2 separate regions of the Mus musculus genome follow, and region 2 is linked to region 1. A link is a loop called in an ENCODE intact Hi-C map of the cell type or tissue named here. Cell type or tissue: left cerebral cortex. All regions are shown on one strand. Links, peaks and the distances in the headings refer to the core of each region. The heading gives the core; the rest is flanking DNA. Region 1 holds the start of Trap1 (TNF receptor-associated protein 1). Region 2 overlaps Adcy9 (adenylate cyclase 9).

Evidence for each region. Hi-C counts contacts between places; a loop is a spot of excess contacts. Peaks named below come from ENCODE experiments on the same cell type or tissue, not always from the same donor. Only the 100,000 strongest peaks of a DNase experiment are listed, where the experiment ranks them.
Region 2: it touches region 1 in a loop (6-fold over the local background); 27 of 42 quality-filtered maps call a loop at or near these places.

Annotation. Positions count from the first base shown.
Region 1 is chr16:4,074,064-4,084,694 of GRCm38, reverse strand. It overlaps Trap1 (TNF receptor-associated protein 1), which reads left to right and starts at 6,885. Exons shown (of 18, transcript NM_026508.2): 1 at 6,885-7,002. The coding sequence starts at 6,915. It overlaps Crebbp (CREB binding protein), which reads left to right. Exons shown (of 31, transcript NM_001025432.1): 31 at 1-647. The coding sequence ends at 647. In left cerebral cortex, for the core only: no CTCF peak of the experiment used is centred there; DNase peaks (open chromatin) are centred at 6,165 and 6,862; H3K4me3 peaks cover 1,536 bases; H3K27ac peaks cover 1,125 bases.
Region 2 is chr16:4,284,169-4,294,799 of GRCm38, reverse strand. Adcy9 (adenylate cyclase 9) reads left to right here. Exons shown (of 11, transcript NM_009624.3): 10 at 96-137; 11 at 5,711-9,914. The coding sequence ends at 6,902. Gm36359 (a long non-coding RNA gene) reads left to right here and starts at 10,493. Exons shown (of 4, transcript XR_875865.2): 1 at 10,493-10,631. In left cerebral cortex, for the core only: a CTCF peak has its summit at 5,052 (motif pointing right); a DNase peak (open chromatin) is centred at 5,079.

The DNA.
Region 1 (10,631 bases), core at 4,394-8,393:
GACACAGCCAGTTCCAGCAGCCACAAGGACCTGGAGGTTATGCCCCAGCCATGCAGCAGCAACGCATGCAACAGCACCTCCCCATCCAGGGCAGCTCCATGGGCCAGATGGCTGCTCCAATGGGACAACTTGGCCAGATGGGGCAGCCTGGGCTAGGGGCAGACAGCACCCCTAATATCCAGCAGGCCCTGCAGCAACGGATTCTGCAGCAGCAGCAGATGAAGCAACAAATTGGGTCACCAGGCCAGCCGAACCCCATGAGCCCCCAGCAGCACATGCTCTCAGGACAGCCACAGGCCTCACATCTCCCTGGCCAGCAGATCGCCACATCCCTTAGTAACCAGGTGCGATCTCCAGCCCCTGTGCAGTCTCCACGGCCCCAATCCCAACCTCCACATTCCAGCCCGTCACCACGGATACAACCCCAGCCTTCACCACACCATGTTTCACCCCAGACTGGTTCCCCTCACCCTGGACTCGCAGTCACCATGGCCAGCTCCATGGATCAGGGACACCTGGGGAACCCTGAACAGAGTGCAATGCTCCCCCAGCTGAATACCCCCAACAGGAGCGCACTGTCCAGTGAACTGTCCCTGGTTGGTGATACCACGGGAGACACACTAGAAAAGTTTGTGGAGGGTTTGTAGCATTATGAGAGCATTGGGTATTTGTTTTGTTTTGTTTTTTTGTTTTGGGGGTTTGGGTTTTTTTTTTTTCTTTTTTTCTTTTGTTTGTTTTTTGGGTTTTTTTGTTTTTGTTTTTCTTTTTTTTGTTGTTGTTTTGGGTTTTTGTTTTGTTTGTTTTTTTGTTTTGTTTTGTTTTTCTCCTCCCCCTCCCCTTTCATGTTTTTGGACTTTTTGTACTGAAAATTCAGGCATTTGGGCTCTTTTTATTAAGCCTAGATGGGACTGTGACTCCCAAGTGTGGAAGGGCAGACTGATGTTTAAAGAAACAATACAAAGAATATATTTTTTTGTTAAAAACCAGTTGGTTTAAATATCTGGTGTCTCTCTCTCTCAGCTTTTTTTTTCTCTCTCTCTCTCTCTCTCTTTTTTATTTTTATTTTTTTCTGTTTTGTTTTGGGGGTGGGGGGTTGTTTGGACTTTTTGTCGTCATTGCTGGTGACTCATGCCTTTTTTTAACGGGAAAAACAAGTTCATTATATTCATATTTTTTATTTGTATTTTCAAGACTTAAACATTTATGTTTAAAAGTGAGAAGAAAAATAATACTCAGAAACTGGTTCCAGAAATAATGCATCTTATAATGTGTCCCGATAACGAGCTGATGTTGCGGGAAGATTTTTTTCTATAGTGAACTCTGTGGGCATCTCCAAGTATTACCCCTGGATGATAGGAATTGACTCCGGCGTGCACACATGTACACACCCACACACATCTATCTATACATGCTGGCTTAAGCCAACCTCTTGTCTTGCAGATGTAGAAATTGTTGCTTTGTTTCTCTGATAAAACTGGTTTTAGACAAAAATAGGGATGATCACTCTCTTAGACCATGCTAATGTTAATAGAGAAGAAGCATTCTTTTCTTTCTTCTATGTGAAACTTGAAATGAGGAAAAGCAATTCTAGTGTAAATCATGCAAGCGCTATAATTACTATAAATAAGAAAATTCAAGAAGATTCAATCACTGTATAGAATGGTAACGTACCAACTCATTTCTTATATCATATTGTTAAATAAACTGTGTGCAACAGACAAAAAGGGTGGTCCTTCTTGAATTCATGTACATGGTATTAACACTTAGTGTTCGGGGTTTTTTTTTTTTTGTTATGAAAATGCTGTTTTCAACATTGTATTTGGACTATGCATGTGTTTTTTTCCCCATTGTATATAAAGTATCGCTTAAAATTGATATAAATTACTGAAGTTTTTAACATGTATTCTGTTCTTTAAGATCCCTGTAAGAATGTTTAAGGTTTTTATTTATTTATATATATTTTTGGAGTCTGTTCTTTGTAAGACATGGTTCTGATTGTTTGCTCAGAGTGGAGAGATTGGGGCTACAGTCATAGCTGCAGTGCAAGTGGCAGCTGAGCACTGTCCCAGACTGTGGCCACTGAGGGAGGAAAGGGGAGCTCCTTGCACAGACAGTGAGGGGCAGCTCAGGACCACCTTGCATATTTAGTACTCACAGGTGAATGTCACCCATGCCAGGAAGGACTATCACCACTGGGTCAGAAACAGCTCTTTGCCTCCAGCCCACTCTTCCTGTCCTCCTCTTTGTTGGTCAGCTGCCCCTGTGGGGAGGGCTCCTGCCTTTTTTTTTCAGACCCCCCTTCTCTACCCAGATCCCACAATCAATGCAAAGGGTGCTCCAGGGACTTGAGGTGGTTCCTGACCTCCCCTCCCCAAAAGTTCAGCCTGCCCCATGTGGCCTCATTAGGGCCTTGCAGGCCTGGTGCCACCCTGGGGGCTGCTACTTGATGGTCTTACCCACTCATGGAGTCATGGAGTTACAGGTACCTTCCTGAGCAGGGGATGGTAGCTCCTGAATACTGTAAATGTCACTCTCAGAGGAGGACCACTGACGGGGGACTGTTACCCCTAGTCTGCTGCTCCCAGGGAATTTTTTTTTTTAAATACCTGTCTTCCAACAAAAGAGTGGTCTAGATGGGGGTGGGGGGCTGCTAAATTTAGAAATCATGACCCAAATAGCCTTCCTTTTGGCCTTTTAAGTTCACAAAAGTATTTTCAAAATTCCCAGTGCTTGGAAGTCTAAACTTGAAGCTATTCGAGATTAGAGTTTTCAATGTAGAATTTTGAATCTTGAAATTTAATGCTGTGGATAAGACCAGGTAAGGAATAGACCATCCTCTAACATCCCCAACTAAGCCCTGTCCCAAGTCCTCCAGAGGTGATGCTCGTCTTTGCTCAACTTGATGGGTCCTTGCACATTTTGGCTCTCTTCAGAATTCCCTTTGCTGCCAATTGGGAAGTCCCAAGCCATGTGTTCAAACAAGAAGAGGAACTGGAGCCTCAGAGGAGCTGCTCTCAGCCCCACTCAGGAGGTGGCACTTGACAATGTGTAGCCTTTTAATGTGGGCACTGGGGACATCCTTTTCAGGCTATCCTGAAATTCAAAGCTTTGTACCAACCTCCTTGGACTCTGCATCCTATGCAATTGTCCATTTGGATGTCAAAGGATGTGGCTGAGAGTGGGCTGTGGATATTATCCCTATTTTGTCCTAAGGAAATTTCTGTAAGAGCTGGAGTGCCCAGACACTGTGTCTCATGCTGTATACTTAAGAGGAAAAGAAAAAAGTCCTATATTTGTGATCAAAAAGAGGGAACTTGAAATGTGCTGGTGTTTATAATAAAAGCTGGTAAAACTGCTTGGATTCAAAGATGGTTCCGATTGGCTAATGGTCCCCTTAGCCTTAGCTCAACTACCAGTCAGTGACTGAAGATCCTAGTATACTTAAATTCATTTGAGGCTCTAAGAAACACTAGCATTTAGGAACTGAATATTACATTCACAGATAACATGCTGTTTTCCTACATTGTTGGAGTGCAAAGATGTTTTGGTTTCTATTAAATGGGGCTAGCATGGTGTGGTAGCCCACACCTTTCATCAGAGAAGAGCCAGAGGCAGGTGGGTTTAAGGCCTTCCTGATGTACATAGGAAATGTCAGAGTTACATAGGGAGAGAATTATCTTATGGGGAAGTGGTAAGGATGGGTTTTGAATCAACTAGATTGTTGATGCATGACAAAATAAGCTGGTATTTAAAAACGAAAGGGGATATACACTTCTAATTAAGCTGATTGTGTGTTGGTGGCCACTGTGATACCAGGAAATACAGAACAGTATACAGGGAAGCAGGTCTGTCTAGACGTTGAAGCAAGCCTGGGGAATTGTAGGGTTAAAAATAGTCTGCCTGCCCATCTGACTGAAGATACAGAGAAGCCCGATGTGTTTTATTGCACTGGTCGTGTTTAATTTCTGTTGCACATTCTAGGCACAGGGTGGGGAAAATAAGGATCAGATAATAAAGAAATGGTGCAAAGCCAAAACTAAAAATAGGCCCTCGGGGAATTTTGGTGAGTGAATGTGGACTGCAGCTGGTCTATATTGTCTAAAACATTGCTTTCATCATGTTCAGTGTTTATAGATTATGGAGCTGGAGAGATGGCTCAGTGGTTAAGAGCACTGACTGCTCTTCCAAAGGTCCTGAGTTCAATTCCCAGCATCCACATGGTGGCTCACAACCATCTGTAATGGGGATCCAATACCCTCTTCTGGTGTGTCTGAAGACAGCTACAGTGTACTGACATACATGAAATCTTTTAAAGAAAAAAAAAACCTACTGGGATAAAAGATTTATGAAATCTTTGACAATTCACTTTTCACTAAACAAAAATTCAGAGGGAGTCAAGTAAGCCTAGCTATCCACAGAATTGAGCCAAGCAGACTACACTTTGTCCACTCTACAAAATTCAAAAAATTATACATTACTAGAGGCTTGGAAACTGAAATGGCCTTTAGGTATTTCATCTTGTATTCTGTGGCTCTTGCCACAAGGAAACTTACATTTTCAGTATGTGTAGGTTTATCTATGGAATTAGGGAGAGAGGCTCCTTGAAGGATATGGAACGTTCCAAGTTACAGTGAGAATCTGGGCACACAGATCTGTGAAAGTCCACTGAATGCAACCAGTGGGGACAGGGGGGAGGGGGGAGGCGTGACTGACAGTTCCTGTCATCTCTTGTGGGTATTTTTCCCTCTTGCTGCCAAGATTCCTTTATTATCTCAAACATTGCCCAGAACTTCTCAGTCCTTGGCACAAGTGTGGGCCACTAACAAGATAACTTTTAACTTTCCACACTCACTCCTGGAGTGAACATTGAAGGAAGTATTACAAGTTTCAATCTGAGAAGTGGAACCAGGCAGATCAAGGGTCAGATGTTAAGAGGTATCTGAAGTGGACCACTGTTAGGCAACCACTACAGTTTGTGCTAGAGTGTAAATGGCCCTTGGAATTTTGTGGGATGTCATTTCCCTTGGTAATGCATGGGTTCCAAACTGGTTTCCTGGTGGGCCACAGGTGGGCCTAGATAGAGTTGGTTTCCCTGGAATGTAAGAAGTTTATACTGGGCAGAACCTACATCCCCATTCTTAACTAAAGCCCAGATTCCCCTTCCTTTACTAAATGTCACTTCTCCTTTCTTAATATTCTCAAGCCATATCTACAGAAGAGTTCTACAGATGAGTATGTCATTTCTGGTTTGTTTGTTTGTTTGTTTGTTTGTTTGTTTTTTCCGAGACAGGGTTTCTCTGTATAGCCTTGGCTGTCCTGGAACTCACTTTGTAGACCAGGCTGGCCTCGAACTCAGAAATCTGCCTGCCTCTGCCTCCCGAGTGCTGGGATTAAAGGTGTTGCACCACCACGCCCGGCTGAGTATGTCATTTCTGACTGAAGAGATGATTCCAGAATGGAGAATTAAAAGAATGAAACCTCGAGGATTAGTATCAAGAGAAGCTATTCTGTGTGATGACTGGGACTCAGGCAGATTAGAGGAGGTAATACAGAACCTGGGGGCAGAAGCTAGAACTGTGAGGATCTAAGGGTGACCATGGAAAAAGACACTAGGGAGCAGGGGTGGGGCTGGTTGTGGAGGATGTGGGCCCAGCAGGAGCAGAACTGGCTGGGGGTTAGGGGTAGGAATTGTGAGGTGTTCAGGTGCTCTCTCCACCTTATATTGAAACATGGCCTTTTACTGAACATGGGACATCAGAATCAGATTGGTTGGCTAGCAAAACCCAAGGATTCTCTTGTTTCTGTCTCCCCAGCACTGAGATCACAGGCACACAGTGCTCTGTCAATTTCTTGGGGTTATCAGGGCAACAGGCACTTTAAATACAGAGCCTGTATTAAAGTTTGGCCTCATATCTGCCCATTCTTATCTATTTTCCATCTATAAAGTCAATGTGGGAGCAATCCTTGTCAACCTAGAACAGTAACTAAACATTCCCTATACCAAAACTTCAAGTCTATTCTGGATCCAGGAATTAACTGCTCTTGCTACTAGTGTCTGCTAACAAGCTAGATAATCGCTCTAATGTTTTAGTAAAATCTGATCATAGGAAAATGTATCTGGTGTGTGTCAGAATCAAGCGAGAACCTGTCAGAAAGGTCCTCGCTGGGCCTTACTCTGAGGTTAGGACCGGGACAAGCGACCTGCTCTGGAGGCGGCTGGAGTTTGGATTAAACTTTAGAGGGCCGGGCGTGGTGGTGCAAGCCTTTAATCCCAGCACTTGGGAGGCAGAGGCAGGTGGATTTCTGAGTTCGAGGCCAGCCTGGTCTACAAAGTGAGTTCCAGGACAGCCAGGGCTATACAGAGAAACCCTGTCTCGAAAAACAAAAACAAAAAAACAAAAAAACAAAAAAAAAAAAAAAAAAAAAAACTTTAGAGACAAGGTTTGTGGCCTGGATCCCCAAACAAGCTTCCAGTAGGGAGAAAGTCACAATAAACGGGTAAGTCCAAAGGTGTTGGTTACTGAGCTCACGTTTTGGCGAATAACAGTCAAACCTAAAATTTGTCAAAGTGTAGGTTTTGGCATTGCTGTAAGAGTTTTTCAGTGGATCCACACTCCAGCTGGGTAGTGCCATCTCGAGAATGGGATGCTCCCGCCTAGGGACCGCCAGCACCGCGGGCCGGGGACACTATAACCCTCACACGCACAATGCAAGGGATCAGCGACCTTGTCACTGAGATCCAAGGTCAAAAAGTACAGTCTTCAGGGCCCCCGCGCTGCGGTTTGCTGCGTTCCCGTTCTCGCACAGGCAACGCCTTGGACAGCCCGTCGCGCGCCATGACGTCACTGAGCCGCCCCCGCGGAAGGCCCCCTCATCACTCTGTTAGGCTGTTAGCCACACTTGGGAAAGGAAGCATGGCGTGCGAGCTGCGAGCTGTGTTGCTGTGGGGCCGCGGGCTGCAGACTGTACTGCGGGCCCCCGCGCTGGCTGGAGTTCGGCGAGGTGAGCGCGGCACGAGAGCGCAGAGGCGGCGTCTGAGGCTGTGTGCACACTCTTAGACCGGCGGGAGGCCGCACTGCGCCGGAGCTGCTAAGTGGGGCGGGGAGTAGGACCTTGTGGTCGCTTTTGGGGAGCCGAGTCACGGGCAGCCACAGCCTGCTCTCGTCAGTCCCTGGTAGTCCTGATTGCAGACGCTCCCGCGCTTGGGTTGACAAGTTCGTTGCACGCGGCTGTTCACAAGCTCAGCTCTCGCAGAAGTCAAGCCCTGGGGTAACTACGGTGAGCAAAACCAACGGTTACCCAGGACTTCAGGGAGCCAGTGAACTCCGCGTGTTTGATCCCTGGAATTGAAAGAGAAAGGAAAGGAGAGAGAATAACCTTAATCTATACTTTCCCACCCCGCACTCATGTAACAGTGAAGATGTTAGCGTTACATACACTTAAATTATACGTATTTACAGCTATTTTTACATAAAAGGGCTCAAGTCAAGAATTAACTGCGAAAGAATATTAAAGCTTCTGGCATTCATTACATTTATGTTTCGCATAAACATAGCTTCCCAATGGCTTTCCGAAGTTTTGTCGCTCTCATCCTCCACTAAATGTTCTCTTGGCCACAAATATCGTTACAGTGTTTAACAGATTTGAGTGAGCGATTGCTTAAATCTTTAGGAACATGTTTTCGGTTTCAGAATTTGCCCTTTTATTTCTGTATTAGCTAATCTGCCAAACTTCACCTCAGTTTTTTATTGGGTGTGGGGAGGGTGACAGGGTTTCACCATATATGTTCCGCCTGGCCAGGGTGGTCACAAACTCACAGAGATTCATCTGCCTCTGCTCCCCAGAGTGGTAGGATTAAAGTGTGCCACAGTGCCTGGTGCTCAAAATACTTTTGTCTGTATATGTGTCCTCTAGTAGCAAAACTGATTTACCCATAGTATCTTTTCCAACATTTGAGTATGTCTCAAACCAAAACAACAAAAAAAGAGCCCCCAAAGGCAGTTTGTGCTTGGCTTGCATAGGCCCTGAATTGGTCCCCAGTGCCACGGAGAATACTAAAAAAAAAAAGAGCTCTGTGTAGAAGACATCTCTTGTGATTTCTATCTACAGAGAAGCTGGTTTTACTTAACAGTGGATCCGTATCTTCTCTGATTTCTTGTGTATCTTTGCATCATGTTCTGCAAACACCTTCTCAACCTTGGCTGGTTTGCTCAGTCTGTTCCCAAAGTTGACTCTGGAGTCTAGCTCAAGTTTTTTATTTGCAACATTGGTGCTCCTTTTCACCGACTTTGCCTGCTGCTGTGGTGGCACTAATTCTCCCTGGGTCTTAGGTGGAGAAAATACATACATAGTATCCATTTCCTATTGGAGAGATTGCCACTTCATTAAAGATTTCAGCCTGCTTCCTTGTGTTCCTTCTGGGAAGTATCAGCTATCAAGAACCCCGTGCTGTTGGTTGATTGGTCAATTGGTTGTTTGACTCATTGTTTCTCCAGAGCTTCCCTGATTTCTGTCTTTGCTGATGCTCCTAAGTTCATGCTTGCCATCTATAATAAACTTGTCAAGGTAGGATACAACTAGAAGGCCAGACAGGAAGTGGCACTCCATGTAACTAGCTCTCACCTGTGTCTTCTGTAAATTGGAGATGGTCTGACATTTGTAATTGATAGGTTATATCTCCACAGCCAGTGAGATAAACCAGATTAGATTATAGTAAAGGCAGGTCTATTGGGAAGCTGCTCTCTCGAGTTCACTGACCCCAAGGACCAAGGCCAGGAAAGTTGCCTTGGGAAGGGGTGTGTGTGTGTGTAGGGGGCAGAGAAAGAGACAGAGCGAGACACACATCAAAATGTCTAGATTATATAAGAAGGAACGTCTAGAGGAAGGGCAGCCCAGCCCCTGGGCTGGAAAGTTTAGGATTAGGGGCAGGGTATGCCAGGTAGGGAGTGAGATACTGAGAGAATCTAGAGGCCAGGTCTGCTTTAGTGTGTAAAATATGTACCTCAGTCTCTTGTGCCAGGGACTGAAACCCAACAAGAATTGCAGAAAAACAGCCAGCATATCTCACAACTTAGAACACTGCTTGCCTGTGAGTTACCATTATGAGCAGAGCTCTAGTACGGACAGTTACAGATCTGTAGGGAAGGTGGGTGATCTTTTTGAAGTAGAAGTTCACAGCTCATGTGTTTTCACCCCTTGCTCGCTTGAGTGGTTCCGGGTGATTTTTTTTCCTCCTCTTGAAAGCTCAACTAAGAAGCTTCTGCAGGGTGCCCAGAACCAGTCTCAGGCTGGAGAAAAATCTGCTTTTGTAATAGATGCATTGGCTTATGAGATGAAAAGCTTGTCTCTGTTGTAATTCAGTAAAGTTAATTATATCTTAACAAGTTTATTAAGGAATGCCCTAAACCAGCACTGGAATGAGCCGTATAGATAGGAGAGTGAGTGGTGAATGGGAGAGGCTACTGTGAATAGTGGACAGGACAGGCTTGGGAGGACAACACGGGAGGCCCTGAGCCAACTCTTAACAGTTCCTGTGGAAAAGGGATGTGGTTGTGGCTAGGGGGGAACATGGGCACTAGGTGTGTGTGTGTGTGTGTGTGTACACATGCATGTCTGCAATATCACAGTCACATTATCAGTGCTACTGTGTAAGTCCCAAGCCACCCAGCACTTTAACAAGAGACTGTGGCCTGCCTGCCGTTGAGGTTTTTGTGGCTTTTCATTTAGGGTGTGGGGGAAACGTGAAGACTGATACTATGCAGATGGTGTGTTTAGTGTCTGATTCAGGCACATATATTAAGTTGTTGGTTTATTCTTTAGACAGTTAAGCTAACCTGGAATCAAATCTGGTATCTGGTTCTGCCCCCCCCCCCTTTGTTTTCCAAAGATTTTTTTGTTTGGTTTGTTTTGGTTTGTTGTTTTTAGACAGGGTTTCTCTGTGTAGCTCTGGATGTCCTGGAACTCACTCTGTAGACCAGGCTGGCCTTGAACTCAGATCCACCTACCTCTGCCTCTCTGCCTCTGCGCTGAGATTAAAGGTATGCACCACCTTTTTTGATGGATATATTTTACAAATATACGGGAGAAGAGGCTGGTGAAATGGCTCAGCAGTTAAGAGCACTGACTGCTCTTCCAGAGGTCAACCACATGGTGGCTCACAAATGAAAAACCTATGGGCTGGAGCAAGTGGGCCAGAGCAAGAGGGAGAAGGGAAGGGGGGAGGGGGAAGGTTGGGCGACACCGGAGAATCATGCAATGCAGCCTGTGTGTCTGCACACTCCTTTGCAGCTGGGCTTGCCATGGCAGAATTTTTCGTCTCATCCGTATTGTTTACTGTGTCTTCTGCTTTTATCTTCAAAATAAAGCACACCCCATCTCTTCTACTGTATTGTGACTTTTGCTGTTGAAGTAGCACTGGTGGCTAGACCTTTGTCTTAGTTCTGGTTTGTCTTAACTGGCCATCCCCACGGCACACACACCAGCAGCAGGAAGTTTGCTCATCTGTCCCTGGCTCCCTTCATAGAGAGGATAGGCTCAGTTACAGGTCCATAGCAATCATGGTAAGGAGCTTGGTGACAGGCAGCCATGGTGCCGAGAGGCAGCTGAGAGCTCATATCTCATCCACAATTTGT
Region 2 (10,631 bases), core at 3,421-7,420, 210 kb before region 1:
ATGTCACCCAAAAGGGAAGTTACGTGAACTCTTCTTGAGTTGCTTTTAATAATGCCTTTTTATTTCCTGTAATACTTTATTCATTTTCTTTCCAGTTCCATTGTGATGTCCCCCTTGGACTCAGCACAGAATTTCAGGTGAGTTTCCAACCTGGGGCCTTATCTCCCGAAAATACGCATGTACATGCATGCATGCATGCATGCTTGTGTGTGTGTGTGTGTGTGTGTGTGTGTGTGTGTATTTGCTTGCACGCGCACATGCGCGTGCACATACAGGTTGAGAAAGCAAACAATAACTGCATATTAAAGTATCCGATCACAGTTGTTTCATACTGGGAAGGTGATTACTCATTAGACATATACTAGAGTTAGTTTAATTTTATGCAACAGGAAATATCTCAAAGAAAATATTTTATTATCTAAAATATTTTGACCTGGAGTAGCCAAAATGTCTTAGCTGTTAAAGATGCTTGCTGTAAGAGTCTAGCAACCTGAATTTGATCCCCAGCGCCCATGTAAGAGAAGTTGGAAAGGACCCAGTCAACAGTTGCCCTCTGACCATCACAATGCCCCTCAGCATTCATCCTTACACCCATCACACACAGACAGACGGTAATGATCAATAAGTAGTTTAATTATATAAGACACTACTATCTGGCTAGAAATTTGAGATAATAAATATTTGAATTAAAAAAATAAATATTTTGAAATTTTAAACTAAATAACCCTTACTTTAAAAAGTAAATTTAAAATAAATTGAAGGGTAAGAGATAACAATTATGTGTGCTGTGTACATGCAGATCTGCAGCCACACATGCTTCTGTATGCACACACATGCCACAAAAATACAAATTAAACCATAAAAGCTAAAAAAAATTCATTTCCATGCCTCTTAAGACAGATAATTTTCCAGTCTTATCAATAGTAAATAGATCCACTTAAAAAAACTGACTGACATATTGGAAGGGACAGAAAAACATTCATAGAACATAAAGCCCACACAGGTGAAGCACACAAAATTGATTACAGATTCCCACATCCCCCTGTTCCTGGGAATCACAGTCAGGCACTGCACAAGCTGCAGGTGTCCCCACTGATCTTTTAGCTGAGCTTAAGCAGGACCCGATGCCAGCCATGGCCATCAAGCCTGTAAGCCTGTACTCTGCAGCCTGAGGCAAGGGGATTGCAGTGAGTTTGAGGTCAGCCTAGGCTATAGAGTATGGCACTGTATATACAGCCCTGATAGATCCCAACGGTTATAGGTACCAAACCTTGCTGGTTAGGGCTGAAAGGTGGCCCTGGCTTTCTCTTTGTCTGTCTGCTATTTCAAGTACCTCTTTTGCATGATAATAGATCTTAATGTGTTTTACTTTAGCTTCCATCCACAGTTGGATGCCCCAGGATTCAGTTACTCTTACATTTACCCATCTCAGACTCCTCTTTTGGACTGAGTGTGAAGGTATGGGCCTGTAATCTTGGCTATGAGAGTAGAATCGTACATCCAGGGCCTGCGTGAGTCCAGTGCAGGGTGAGCTTGGTCAAGGCTGGCCTTGAACACTTTCTTGGAGATGCCATCTCAGAGTGAAAAGGAAAACTGAAAGAACTGGGAACCGCTCGATTGCTCACTCGCTCGGTAGTGGAGTCCTTACATGACACGAGGCCCTGGGGTCACTCACCAGGGTACAAGCTGGCCAACAGTCCTCTTCTTGGAAACTGGCCTTTGCTGTTTAAATGTACAACTGGATTGGATGCTCTTGTCCACCTGTCTTAGAGTTGCTGGGTGTGGTGGCATATCCCATAATCCCACACTTGGGCAGTGAGGGCAAGGGGTTCAAAGGTTCAAGTTCATCCTCAGCTACATAGTCAGTTAATTCCAAGACAGCTTGAGCAACACAAGATCCCGTCTTAATAAAACAAAATACAGGGCCAAGTGGCTTGCTTCTTCCGGCACAATGAGAACTGACTCCACGGACACATTTCTGGGTGTCTGCATTCACCAATCACACACACTCATAATAATAAAGTTGTTTCGGTTGGGGTTTGGTTTGGGTTTGGGTTTTTTAAGGTATAGGCCAATGAGAATGCTTAGTACATGCTTGCTACCAAACCTGTTGACCTAAGTTTAGTCCCTCAGGAAACTTACTAAAAAGGGCTGGTCCTCAATGTCACAATATTGGGACCCAGCAAGCCATGCTCACAGGAGATACAATTGGTTTCTCCCCAGCCCAGAACCTCTGTACAACTCGGCTTAAAAGCCAGGCAGAGGCAGATAGATCTCTGAGTTCGAGGCCAGCCTGATCTACAGAGTGAGTTTCAGGACAGCCAGGGCTACACAGAGAAACCCTGTCTGGGGGTGGGGGTTGGGGGGAGCCAGAGAACCTCAGGCTGGAGTGAAACATGTTTTAGTCAGTTAAACAAAGTGTTCACTTTGCTTAGCATTTGTGATTGGTAGGTATTACATTTGTTTCAATGCTGTAAGTGAAATAAACATGGAATGTCCTACGATAGAGAACTCTGTCCTGTTTCCCAACCACTGGGCTAGAAAACCTGTGTCAGGTCTCAGGTCCAGCCTTGCTGGATTCCAGGCTTCAGCATATTACAGGGAGAGGACACCAGAATCAGCAAAGGGAAGCATTTGGCCCAGTGAGCTAGAATGGCCCTAGAGGACCTCAGTGAAGACAGGTGGCTCCAAGCTTCTAATAGCAGGCCACATAGGAAGATCAGGGAAAGCTGGTGGTCAGCAAAACCTGCATTGCCTGTGCAAGCAGCCGCCGTACCATGGACTGCTGCCATCCAGGGATGGTGGAACCCCTCCCCATCCCAGCTTCCTGTATCAACCCAGGCCTCTCTGAGGATGCTAACCTCCCCTCCAGAGCTGACACAGCTACCCTAAACCTGAAGAGAGAAGGAACCTGGCCATGTCCCAGCTGTCTCCATGCTTTACAAGTGAGGAAACCAAGGCCTCCAAAGTCCCCAGTTGCCCTGCTAGAGTGGCTTAGGGACCATCCCAATCTCTCGGCTTTTATGGTGGTGTTTTAGGGAGTGTCTCAATGACCTCAAGTTCATTTCTTCCCTTTTTTTTTTTTTTTGAGATAAAATATTATGTAGCCCAGGCTGGCCTTGAACTTGCTGTGTACTCAAGGGTAACCTTAAACTCTTTTTCTAAAGAGATTTTTTAAAAAGATTAATTTATTTATTTATTATATGTAAGTACACTGTATCTGTCTTCAGATACTCCAAAAGAGGGCGTCAGATCTCATTACCGGTGGTTGTGAGTCACCATGTGGTTGCTGGGATTTGAACTCAGGACCTTTGGAAGAGCAGTCAGTGCTCTTATCTGCCGAGCCATCTCTCCAGCCCAACCTTAAGCTCCTTTTTTTTTTTTTTTGGTTTTTCGAGATAGGGTTTCTCTGTGTAGCCCTGGCTGTCCTGGAACTCACTTTGTAGACCAGGCTGGCCTTGAACTCAGAAATCCAACTGCCTCTGCCTCCCGAGTGCTGGCCAACCTTAAACTCTTAAGGTCTCTACCTCCAAATTCTAGAATGACAGATGTGTGCCACAAGGCCTTGTGACATCCATTATTTTAAAATACCCTTATGTCAAAGGTAACAATACGACTTCAATTAAATACTGTAGCTAAGGAATTAAGGCTTCTGTGTCCTAGATCTCACCTGAAGACATATCAGTTTTATATCCATTTATCTTTACATAGTGAACAATTCTATCATATAAAATCTAACAACCTACCTTGGGAAATTTAGAAATGCATTAACATATAAAACTTATAGGAACTCAACAGTCAAAACTCTGTTAAAAATAGAAGGGGGCGGCAAGAAAGGGATACAGGGAAGGAAGAAGGAAGTTCAAATGTTAACATAAACAGACTCCGGGAAGCAGGACAGGAGAGAAATCATATTTTTAATTCTACTTCTCCCCTAAATTTTCTATGATTGAGTATGCAGTATTTTTACAGAGGAAAAAACTGAGCAAGTATGGTGATGTACGCTTATGATCCTGCACTTGGAAAGTGGAGGCAGGAGAATTAGAAATTCAAGGTTACCCTTAGCTATATAGTAAATTCAGGCCAACCTGTGCTACATAAGATCCTGCCTTAAGAAGAAAAACCAAAACCAAACCAAACCAAAACAAAACATGGTAGCTGCCGATGCTAATCTCGGGTTTCAGCTGCAGGGCCCATCAGTGGCATCTGCTTACCAGAGAACAGCGCAGCTGGGTGTAAGTTCAGTTATCTGGGAATGGGAGGTGTGACCTGCAACAGTTTGAAGGCTTAGAGAATGCTTTTCTCCTTGCTCAAGGCTCTGGGCTCAGTCTCTAGCCCTTACAAGGGTTTCTTGGGAATTTCTAGTTAAATTCTAAATGCCCTATATTTAAAATGATTCAATAATCCCACTGTATGCCAAGATGAGGGTAGGAATGTTCTTTGAAACATCATTTCTCATCATAACTACTCAGCATGAGTGTGGTCATCCATATATTAGATTACTCTATAGCCATGAGAAAATAGCTGCATTTGTTACCCTGAAGGAAAGACTATTCTGTTCCTTATGCTGCCTGACTTTCTTACCATGTGCATATATTATGTATGTATGTTTGTGTGTATATATATATATAATCATATCTTAAATGTATACATCTCATATTTCTTTTTGAAAATGTTAAGATTGTCTTAAATAACTTTGGTGAATCTGAACTACCTAGAAATGGGGAGTGTGTTTTGTGAAGTTTCATATAAGTAGAGAATAAATAAAGTATAAAAAGGTCTTTGCAAAATGATGTCTGTTGTTTAGAAACCTAAGAATAAAATCTATCAGAATATTCAGTTTCTTGGACTCAGTAATGATTCTGTGATCACTAAGGGACATGTCTGTATCTTAGGAGAGACACTAAGATAGCCCAGCAACTTACTTTTGAAATGTTTAGGAAAAAGTATTTGGTTTTTTTGGGGGGGTTGTGGAGGGTTTGTTTTGTTTTGTTTTTTTAGATTTATTTATTATGTATACAATAGTCTGCCTGCATATATGCCTACAGGCCAGAAGAGGGCACCAGATCTCATTACAGATGGCTGTAAGCCAAGATGTGGTTGCTGGGAATTGAATTCAAAACCTCTTGAAAAGTAGTCAGTGCTCTTAACAGCTGAGCCATCTCTCCAGCCCAGGGAAAAGTATTTGCATGTGTCAGTATGTCTTTGTATGTCACATGTGTCTCCATAGATGTGTTGAGAGGAAGCAGAGAGGCAATTTAAAAATTGTAAAACCCAGATGAAGCACATCCAAGTTTTATGAAATTTAATGTTTCCATAAAGTTGAGATTTTCTAAAAGAAATAGTTGAGGAGAAAGAAAGGTTTGTTGTTCGTTGTTTTTGTTTTAAAAATCTAATGCATTTTTCTAAAAAGCAGTTACAGCTGGGCCTAGTGGTCCAGGCTTGTCATTCTAGTATGTGGGTATGGAGGCAGGAGGATAAATTCCAGGCCCACCTCCAGCTGCATAGCAAGTTCAAGGCCAGCCTTGGCTGCATAAGACAAGAAATCAAATTAAATATGAATAAACCAAAAGCACCCGTGAAGCCTGCAAAACAGCCAGGCTGCTTTCTGGCCGCATGGGTTGAGGGTACTGCTAGGCCACACTGGGCAGAGTGCACATTCTCAGTGTAGGCTTGGCACTGTGTCATGTCTCATCTCTCTGCTCTGCAGTGCCCAGAGGAACCCATGCAACAGCTCAGTGCTGCAGGACGGCAGGAGGCCGGCCAGCCTCATAGGCAAGGAGCTTATCCTCACCTTCTTCCTCCTGCTCCTCTTGGTCTGGTTCCTGAACCGGGAGTTCGAGGTCAGCTACCGGCTGCACTACCATGGGGATGTGGAGGCCGACCTACACCGCACCAAGATCCAGAGCATGAGAGACCAGGCTGACTGGCTACTGCGGAACATCATCCCCTACCATGTGGCTGAGCAGCTCAAGGTCTCTCAGACCTACTCCAAGAACCATGACAGCGGGGGAGTCATCTTTGCCAGCATTGTCAACTTCAGTGAATTCTATGAGGAGAACTATGAGGGGGGCAAGGAGTGCTACCGTGTCCTCAACGAGCTGATCGGTGACTTCGATGAGCTCTTGAGCAAGCCGGACTATAATAGCATCGAGAAGATCAAGACCATCGGGGCCACATACATGGCAGCCTCAGGGCTGAACACGGCCCAGTGTCAGGAGGGTGGCCACCCACAGGAGCATCTGCGTATCCTCTTCGAGTTCGCCAAGGAGATGATGCGCGTGGTGGATGACTTCAACAACAATATGTTATGGTTCAACTTCAAGCTCAGGGTCGGCTTTAACCACGGACCCCTCACAGCAGGTGTCATAGGTACCACCAAGCTGCTGTATGACATCTGGGGGGACACCGTCAACATCGCCAGCAGGATGGACACCACTGGTGTGGAGTGCCGTATCCAGGTGAGCGAAGAGAGCTACCGTGTGCTGAGCAAGATGGGTTATGACTTTGACTACCGAGGGACCGTGAATGTCAAGGGGAAAGGGCAGATGAAGACCTACCTTTACCCAAAGTGCACGGACAATGGAGTGGTTCCCCAGCACCAGCTGTCCATCTCCCCAGACATCCGAGTCCAGGTGGACGGCAGCATTGGGCGGTCTCCCACAGATGAGATTGCCAACTTGGTGCCTTCCGTTCAGTATTCGGACAAGGCTTCCCTGGGATCTGATGATAGCACACAGGCTAAGGAAGCTCGCCTGTCCTCTAAGAGGTCCTGGAGAGAGCCAGTCAAAGCAGAGGAAAGGTTTCCATTTGGCAAAGCCATAGAAAAGGACAGCTGTGAAGACATAGGAGTAGAAGAGGCCAGTGAACTCAGCAAGCTCAATGTCTCAAAGAGTGTGTGAGGCAGCGCCGAGAGCTGCCAAGGTGCTCTGCGTGTCCAAACACAGTAACATCTGTGTCGATAGGCTGTTGTGCTATCTAGCACCTCAGTTTCTGTCCCCAGATGTGGTGTCACGTGGTCATTTCAGCCCGAATCTCTGTGTGGAGCACAGTTATTCAGGGTTCATTTCCACCCATTTCGGTTTTCCTTTACTTGCGTTCCTGGAAGCCTTTTCCTGGAAGCCTGCCCCCAGCCCAGCCAGGGGATCCAGTCAGCAGCGTGGAGGGATTCAAGTGCCTTCAGGGTCTGGCCTTGCGTCTGGGGCTGAGGCCACTGGTGGAATCATGGCCCTGGGGATTATTTGACTTCTTTAAGAAAAAAAAAAAAAAAAGGAAAAAAAAAAGCTGTGGTTAAAATACCATTTTTATTGCCTTTTCTCACAAGTTTTTTTTTTCTCATACAGTGTTTTCCAGTTTATTTTTTCTATATGTGTAATAGTATTTTTCAGTCACTTGGCCTTTCTAAGCACATCCACGCACACATACTTGCATTTATGAATCTGACATAAAGTGCCAGTAAACTCATCTGGGGGAGGGGCTATAGAAGGGAGCAGGGCTGGAAGCAAGCCCCCTCCTGGCATCTCTAGGGTACCTGGGCCCACATTCCTGTGGCCCACAAATGGGCTTCTCCGCCTCCAACACTGGGCAGTTTCAGGGGCTCATCTGCACGCAGGCCAAGATTTCATATGCTCACCAGACACAAAGCTTACAAACCAGGCCTCAGGAATCTCAAAGCCGTGTTTTCATCCCGACCCCACACAGAAGGGTCTTCCAGCCAAGAGTGAAGATGTTTGTCTCAGAAGCTGACCCATTTGAGGGAGATGTTTAACCATCTGAGGATGCATTTATTTATTTATTTATTTATTTATCAAAACATGTGTATTATGGGGAGGGGGCACTGGGTAGTTTTGGTGGAGGGAAGCAGTCAGGGAGTGGGCAGGGCAGTTTGCAAAGGACACAGCCGACCAATGACAAGATGTCCCTCTATGTTTCATGTCTCATCCACTGTGGCCCATGGTGCCACCCAGGGTGCTGTTCCCTCTTGTGGGGATCCAGAGTAAAACTGGCTCGGCGCCAGGTGGGATTCTGCAAACCTTTTGTCCGTTCCACCCACTGTTGGACTGCACGGGCTGGCTTGTGGTGGGATTTAATTCTGTTGGTCAATTCAAACTCTTGAAGGGGGTTTCTTACGGGGCACCGAGGGACAGAGCCATCTGTTTTGCCAAAGGAAATGCAGACAGCCTGTCACAGATGAAATTTGAGTTCCTGGCTGCTAACCTTGCTTGTAATTAAATTGTGTTCTTCCATGATGAATCTCAAGTTGATGCTGGAAGGAGCTCAAGCTACAGCTGCCCCGCCACCATCATTTTTCCAGGTCATGCTGATGTGTAGCTCATGAGACAACTGAAGACCATCTCTGTGCCTATTGGAGGTCTTCATGCCATGCCCTGTGTGTGGTGTGTTCTTTCACTGGTAAACTTCACTGTATAGCTTTCACATCTGAGTTAAGCCCGGTTTTCACTCCTCCCTGAAGATGGACAGAACCTGCTTATGCTAGCAAGGTGACATCTTAGCTTTAGTCAGCTACTTCCCCAGAGACACCTGGGATGGCCACCCATGCAGCAAAGCCATGCCAGGACCCAGAGTATTCTTAGTGACTGGAAGATTTCCTGTCCCAGTTGGCTCCCTGTTGGTCTTCCAACTAGAAGAACAGATAAGTTGTGACAATACCTCTTGCTTCTAAAGAATGTATTCCTGTACAATGCCACAGATTTTCTTTTCTTAAGAACACTACCTGATTCTTTCCTTGTGCTAGGGATGTAGGGCATGCTGGGGTCTCCTGTCAGTATTCAGGTGTGCTCAACTGACCGAGTATTAGGTTGTCCTCCACCTCCAGGCTGCATCACTTGGAGGAGCTAGCTAGTGGCCGGGGTTTTTGCAATCTTGGTTCAAGATGTGCTCTGTCAAGTTCATCTCTTCTCACACCTTCCCTCTCAAACTCTTTCTTTCTCTGTTACAAAGGTATCTGTGAGTCTTTCCCAGCCCACTCCCCAACTCTAGACCTCCAAACCAACTGGAGAGAATCACTAACCTTGAGCGGATGACCCAGTTCTGCATCGTGCAAATGGAGCCCTAGCTGAAGGGCAGTTCATACAAAGTGCAGTGGTCTTCAACACCCTGAGCCTTCCTGAAGAACCAGTGCAGACATTCTTCTTTCAGGGTGCAAGGCCCCTTGGGGCCTTTCCAGCTCCCTGCCCCTAAGCATACCTCAACACAGAACCACAGGATCTCTGCAGCACACCTGCCGTGCAGCTTGGTCTGTTGGCATTGAACAAACAGCTGTTGCTAGAGACAGTTGGGCTTCCAGGCAGTGGACTGGAGTGTCCATCAGGTGGCAGTACTTCTTAGGAACCTAGGGCAGGAAGCAATACTTCAGAATTGAATGTGTGTAAATAGTTGCTTTGCATTGCAATTGCTCTTTCCTTCTTGGCCCCAGCACAGATCAGTTTTATACATCTGTATGATCAAGCACACATAATTTTATCCCACACAAATGAACGTAGAGTGCTCGTCGGTTATAAACCCTCAAACAGCTTGACGAGCCCCACAGATGTGCCACACCTGTGCATGGCTCCCTCTGCCCTAACTTCACTCCTGGGATGCACCTGCACATTTGCACATGACACAGCGAGCCAAAGGCAGTGTGCGACCATCACCTGGGCTGCAGTCACTTGTAGTATCCAAAGATAAGTCTGCATTTGAATTTCTTGATTTTCAAGGTAAGCATTTTTTTTGGGGGGGGGGCTGGTTGTTTTGAAAATCGCATCATGCCTAGAACCTGAAATTATATTAGTAAGAACCAATTGTTTGTATTTCCATGTTTTCCTTTGCTCTGCTCTTTTTAAATTGTTAATTCTAAGAATTTCAAATTGCATCCACTGAAAAGAAGGATATTAAAATGTTCTAAAACGTAACTTTGGTGCGTGGTATTCCTCATCGAGAAGCTTGGTACTGCCTTCCTTCAGGCAGGCTCCTCTCACCCCGTGTGTGATCAGTGAGTGACTTGGAGCCAAGACAAGATTTACTTTTTGTTCCTACCATGGCTTTAAAAATGGGGGGTGAAAGGGATATCTACTTTTTTGTGTTTCTGGGGCTATATTATTATTTTTTAAATGAATTCACCTACCGCAGTTAACTTTGGTTGAGAAATGTTTATTTTTACATAGAACATTAAACATTTAAAAATCAGGCTATAGAACACCTACATTTGATAATTTCCCTATTCATTGGGAGTTTTAATGCAGGGTGCCCCCCCACACACACACTGGTTTTGTTTTGTTTTTTTTTTTGTTTTGTTTTGTTTTTTTTTTTTTTGTTTTTTTTTTTTTTTTGGTTTTTTCGAGACAGGGTTTCTCTGTGTAGCCCTGGCTGTCCTGGAACTCACTTTGTAGACCAGGCTGGCCTCGAACTTAGAAATCCGCCTGCCTCTGCCTCCCGAGTGCTGGGATTAAAGGCGTGCGCCACCACGCCCGGCCTTTGGTTTTGTTTTGAGACAGGGTTTTTCTGTATAGCCCTGGCTGTCCTGGAACATGGTCTGTAGACTAGGCTGACCTCGTGGTTCAGCATTTAAGTGAAGAGATTGGCTAAGAAAACACAATAGGTTTTCTGAAAAACACCATGAGACCTTTGTA